Linked DNA regions of Mus musculus: region 2 is linked to region 1. The links are chromatin loops, found by intact Hi-C in ENCODE. Cell type or tissue: left cerebral cortex. All regions are shown on one strand. Each heading gives the region's core, and the rest is flanking DNA. Links, peaks and the distances in the headings are about the cores only. Region 1 has its middle 35 kb from the start of Gm24553. Region 2 has its middle 26 kb from the start of Serpinb3b.

Evidence for each region. Peaks named below come from ENCODE experiments on the same cell type or tissue, not always from the same donor. Only the 100,000 strongest peaks of a DNase experiment are listed, where the experiment ranks them.
Region 2: a loop joins it to region 1, with 3 times the contacts of the local background. A loop is called at or near these places in 6 of 42 quality-filtered maps.

Annotation. Positions count from the first base shown.
Region 1 is chr1:107,473,751-107,476,670 of GRCm38, reverse strand. No RefSeq gene overlaps it. Among named protein-coding and RNA genes, the nearest start is that of Gm24553, 35 kb to the right of the region's middle. In left cerebral cortex, for the core only: no CTCF peak of the experiment used is centred there; no DNase peak of the experiment used is centred there.
Region 2 is chr1:107,133,636-107,136,555 of GRCm38, reverse strand. No RefSeq gene overlaps it. Among named protein-coding and RNA genes, the nearest start is that of Serpinb3b, 26 kb to the left of the region's middle. In left cerebral cortex, for the core only: no CTCF peak of the experiment used is centred there; no DNase peak of the experiment used is centred there.

The sequences.
Region 1 (2,920 bases), core at 230-2,729:
GTGTATTTCTCTGTATATATTTGTACATGTGTATTCATGCATGTGTGTCTGTGTATATGTGTTTATGCATGTATGTATGTGCTGTGTGTCCTTTATAGGGAAGGGTGAACAGCCTTCATGGGTCTCTAACAAAAGCCCGCAGAGAAAGTACACTGGAAAAAGGATATTCTTTCAGAACAGAGACATTTGTTTTGTGCTATGTGTCTTTTTTGAGTTTAAACATTTACTTCATGAAGCCTGAGTGCAGTATTTAATTCTCAGAAACTGTTGGTGTTTACTAATATTAAGTCCTTTTGCCTTTTGCTCTCCCCACAACAGAAACATTTTAAGATTCTGGTCTCTATTCTTCTATTTGTCTATCTTCCAGCAAACAAACATTTTTCTTTTTCCTTTTCTTTTTGAAATTATAATTTAATTACAATATCTCTCTTTAACTTTGTTCCCTTCAAACACTTTCATATACCCTTCTTTTCTCTCCAACAAATTAATGGTCTTCTCTCACTAGTTGTTGTTACATGCATAGATATTGCTATAATCTGTTGAATTCATATAATGTTATTTTATGAAGGCATTTAGGGCTGACCATTTAGCAATAGACAACCAATTGGTGTGCTCTTCCCTAGGGAAGACCCTGATTCTCCTCCAGCTTTATGCAGTTTCCTATAGTTCTTTATGTAGTCTTGTAGACTTTTCCCCATCTCCCTTCGTATGTCCCCTGTTCTCATTCTTGTTCAGTTCATGTTTGGGCAGTCATGTTGTTGAGACTTTATAGATGTAGCTTCTGACATTGCTAGGAGACACAATCTCAACAAACAAACTACATGATCCTCTGGCTCTTACAATCTTTGTGCGCCATCTCCTGCAGTGATCCTTAAGCCTTATGTGAGGAAGTGTTTTGAAGATGAAGCCAAAGGGACTGGGCTCCACAACTCTGCATTTTGATTGCTGTGGTCTCTATTGAAAAGAGAATTTTTCATGGTGAGGGTGATCATTATATATATCTGTGGGTGTGAGAAGAAACATTTTTAGGTTGTTGGTAGGGATTATTCTGATTTAGTAAATCAATGGCTGTCTTGCTTATAGCTCTAAATACCTACAGTTAAAAAAATCAGAAATAGTACAACTGTCTTAACAAGTGGCAAATGCCTTTAATCCCAGCACTTGGGAGGCAGAGGCAGGTGGATTTCTGAGTTCAAGGCCAGCTTGGTCTACAGAGTAAGTTCCAGGACATCCAGGACTACACAGAGAAATCCTGTATCAAAAAACAAAAAACAAAAAACAAAAAAACAAAAAAAAGAAAGAAAAAAAGAAGAAAAAGAAAGAAAGAAAGAAAGAAAGAAAAGAAAGAAAAAGAGAAAGGGAAAAAGAAAAAGAAAAAGAAAAAGAAAAAGAAAAAGAAAAAGAAAAAGAAAAAGAAAAAGAAAAGAAAAAGAAAAAGAAAAAGAAAAAGAAAAAGAAAAAGAAAAAGAAAAAGAAAAAGAAAAAGAAAAAGAAAAAGAAAAAGAAAAAGAAAAAGAAAAAGAAAAAGAAAAAGAAAAAGAAAAAAGAAGAAGGAATACACAAGCCAGCATCATCCAAAAGGATTCTGGCAGGATCAGGTATGGGAAAGAAGCCCAGAGGGCCAAGAGAATGAATGAAAATATGCAGTTGTGGGGGAGGGAGAACAGTTGTGGGGGAGGGAGAACAGAGGCTGCTAGAAAGTCCCAGAGACCTGGGATGTAAGAGGTCCACAGGACTCAATGGAGATGGCTTTAGCCCAAATGCCCAATACAGGGAGATGAAACCTGAAGGTATCACCTCTAGACTGGAAAGGGGGTCAACATTTGGAATGTAAATAAATAAATAAATAAATAGCTGGGTCTTTAGAAAGTCTTCACTTCTGTGCATGGTGATGTAACTAGAGACTAAGAAAGCCAAAACATATCTCACACACACAAATAATCTCCTCTTTTTCTGACATAGACTCAATAAGAATATGTTACTCAGGAGAAATGCACAGTTTATTCAGACGCATCATGATCTTTCTCCCCAATCTTTCTGATTATGAGGTAGAGTGATGGCCATCTTCATGAGACAAGGTGATTGATCATTGAGAAGTATGATGAAAGCATCTTAAGTAGAATACCCATCCCAGAGGGAAACTTTACTACTGTGTCCTGACTGTATTGTACCCTACCTCTCTCTTGCTGTGATCGCTTAGTTATTCAGGAAAGAAAAAAATGTACTAGAAAGGTTTTCTCCAGATCCTTTGGTCTCTAAAGTATTTCAATCTGAAAGAGCTCCAGGTGGGAACGTTATGGGTTCAATTTAATGTTCTATTCATTATTTTTGGCATATTTTCTACATCACCCCTTGTCAGTTTTTAAATGTGAAGATCAAAAAGATTAATTCATAACATCTCATGTCAAAATTTTATTTTCATCTTTTGCCAACATTTTCTTAAAACAGAGATTCAGCATACCTCTGCCAGGACAGGACTGTACAGAACCAGCCTGGGGCAGCCTCCACATTTCCTGAGTAATGATGGCTGGGTAAGGGAGCCAAGCTCCCCTTAGCAATGGAACTCTTCGCTGTAGGGTTGGAGGCTGGACTCTGTGGATGGTGCTGGGTTTTTTCCACCCCGAGAGCGGATCCTGCTTATCAACTTTCTGATTTTATCAGTGTGCTTTCTACTTTGGTTATGGTTTGTTTAATTTGTTTGTTTTCTATATTTTAAACTATTTACTTATTTATCTATTTATTTGGTTTTGTTTGATTTGGTTTGATACTTAGTGGTTTGATTTGATTGGGTTGAGTTGGATTTGGTTTTGGTGTTTTAATATATGCTCAAGGCTGGCCTAGAGTTCTCAATCTTCCTGCCTCTGCACCCCTGGAACTACAGATGTTTTCCATCACTCCAGGATTCTTTCATTTACTCTTG
Region 2 (2,920 bases), core at 174-2,673, 340 kb after region 1:
TAGTGATTGCCATATCCAGGGATACATACCATAATCAGCTTCCAAACGCTGACACCATTGCATACACGAGCAAGATTTTGCTGAAAGGACCCAGATATAGCTGTCTCTTGTGAGACTATGCCGGGGCCTAGCAAACACAGAAGTGAATGCTCACAGTCAGCTATTGAATGGATCACAGGGCCCCCAATGGAGGAGCTAGAGAAAGCACCCAAGGAACTGAAGGGAACTGCAACCCTATAGGTGGAACAACAATATGAACTAACCAGTACCCCGGAGCTCTTGTCTCTAGATGCATATGTATCAAAGGATGGCCTAGTCGGCCATCACTGGAAAGAGAGGCCCATTGGACTTGCAAACTTTATATGCCCCAGTACAGGGGAACGCCAGGGCCAAAAAGGGGAAGTGGGTGGGTAGGGAAGTAGGGGGGTGGGTATGGAGGACTTTTGGGATAGCATTGGAAGTGTAAATGAGGAAAATACCTAATAAAAATAAAAATATAAATAATTCAGAATTCTGAAGATTCGAGATTTCTTCATTTACTTTGCAGTTTGATATTCTATATTAATATTTAACAAAGGGCACCTCTAAAAAGCATTTGTCTTCATATAATCTACATATTTATGTTGGTGTAATATCCAATTATAAAACACATTTGGGCAATAAGAGATAAAACTATCTGTGGGCCAGTTCTGTGAGCTTGAACAGTTTAATCACAAGTCTTTCATATTCGTGCCTTGTACACTATTTCTCCCATTCATTGCTCAATGATTGTTTAATATAAATGAATAATCCTTTGAAATTAAGTGATGGGAACCCAAGCCCAAGCCAAGCATCACAGGCAGGAAGAGTAAGCCTAGGATATGCCCCAGTCCAGCACCAGTTGGCTTGTGCAGGCAGACCTCTCCCAAGACAACCCCCAGACTGGTGCCACAAGCCTGGGCATATCATCTTTGAGTTGATGCCTGCCCAGTGACACCTGTGAAAGCTGGCAGGTCTTGGCACTCCTGAGAATACCCCAGATACACAGAAGCCTCGGGCTCAACTAAGATGAACAAACATGTGGTAGAGAAATGGAAAATAAAGAGAAGCAGAGAGATGTGGGAACAATGAAGAGAGGCAGAACTGGATGCTTGAGGTTATAACAGCTTGGTGTGAATAGCCAGTGATGCACCCTAAGGAAATGGTAAGGTTTTGGTGCATGTTACCACCATGGCTGAATCTATGGCCCTGCAGCATTGGGGGTCTGTTACCAACAAAGGCCAGGTAGATGGCCTTGGTCTGGGCTACTGCCTAGGGTCATTTTGATGCCTCAGAGCTGTGCTCTGCCCCTTTCCAGCTTCAGAAATTTGGATCTGCACCTGGTCCTGGTCCTGCTGGCAGGTGGACAGGTGAGTCAGCCTGAGAGCATGAGAATGGGAGAGCATTTCCTTCTTGTTGGCTGTAGCACTGGGAATGCTAGTTGAAACAGTGCTGAAGAGCTTTCCCTAGTGGTGTGGGTATGGGAAAGCTGGCTGGCTGACCAGGTCACTTACCACCCAGGCCCTGAATCAGGACTTTGAGTTGGCCCACCCCAACTTCTGCCCAATTGGTCAACTTCTGAAGCATGTGAAGAGTCCAGTCCTATAGATCCAAACCTCAGGACCTACATGACACAGGGCAATAACAGAATAGCTGAAAATGTCCCAATAAAAATCCAGTACTGATAATGTAGTGGAAGCCATAAGCCTTGAACCACAAAATGACTCATTGCAGTGAACATTAGCAAGTAAAAAAAATATGGACAAAGAGGTATACTATAAGACACATTATGACACACTACATTTTCCAGAGATTTTTTTCTCTCTGGTGGTTGGGGAGGTTGAAAAGTCAGAGGGTGGGTATGGAAGGACAGGAGATTAATGTAATTGTGGTGTGTGATGTGAAATTAACAAAGAATCAATAAAATTCGATAATTTTCAGGCAAATGGATGGAACTAGAAAAAAATCATCCTGAGTGAGGTAAGCCAGGCCCAGAAAGACAAACATGACACATGGTCACTCATAAATGATCATTAGCTGTTAAGTAAAGGAGAATCAGGCTACAATCCACAGCTGAGAGATGGTACCTATCAAATAGGGGGCAGGGGGAACGGTGCATGGATCTTCCTAAAAGAAAATAGAATAAATTTTGAGGATGAACTGGGCCAAGAAGGATTGAAAGAACCTAGTGGGAAATCCCCACTCATGTCCCAAGTAGGCGTGCACCCAAAGAATCACGAGAGACTGTCTTGATGCAAACACACAAGGTGGTTTAATGATGGAGCTCCTGGCCAACACGTATCTCACACAGGAGACAGAGGTCATCTACCTCGAGGCTCAAAAGTTAGGGGTTTATATAGGAAAAGAGTGGGGGTAGGGGAAGAATTTGTACAGCTACACACAAATGGGCAGTTTAAACATCAGTGAGCAGTATGTGATAGTAACTCTAAAGGGAGGGTGTTTATGTTGGTCAACAGGACATCTGGCTAAGCTCAAACCATATCAGCAGGTGGCCCATTACTCATCTGAGTTTGTCTAGAGATTGTCCTTGTGCATCTTTCTTATCTCAATGGCTATTTGTTTCCTGGGATGACTTTACAGCCTTGTTCTTTGCTCTAGGCCCAAAAAGTCCTCCTAACTAGCAAGCTGCATGAGTCATGGACCTTGAATTTTAATTTTCTTTCAGGATCAAGTAGAAATGTTGGATGGAGAGAGTGCTGGGAGAGATGACTAGATTTGGGTGCATTTAGGGGATATGTGGAGACCTGGTGCAGTGAGAAAGCCTTGGAATCTGTGAAAGTGGCCATAACAACAACTTCTAGTAATGAGGGCTATGGAGCCTAAACCAGCCATCTTCTGTAACTAGGCAAGGCTCCCAGCAGTAAGACTGGTACATCAACCC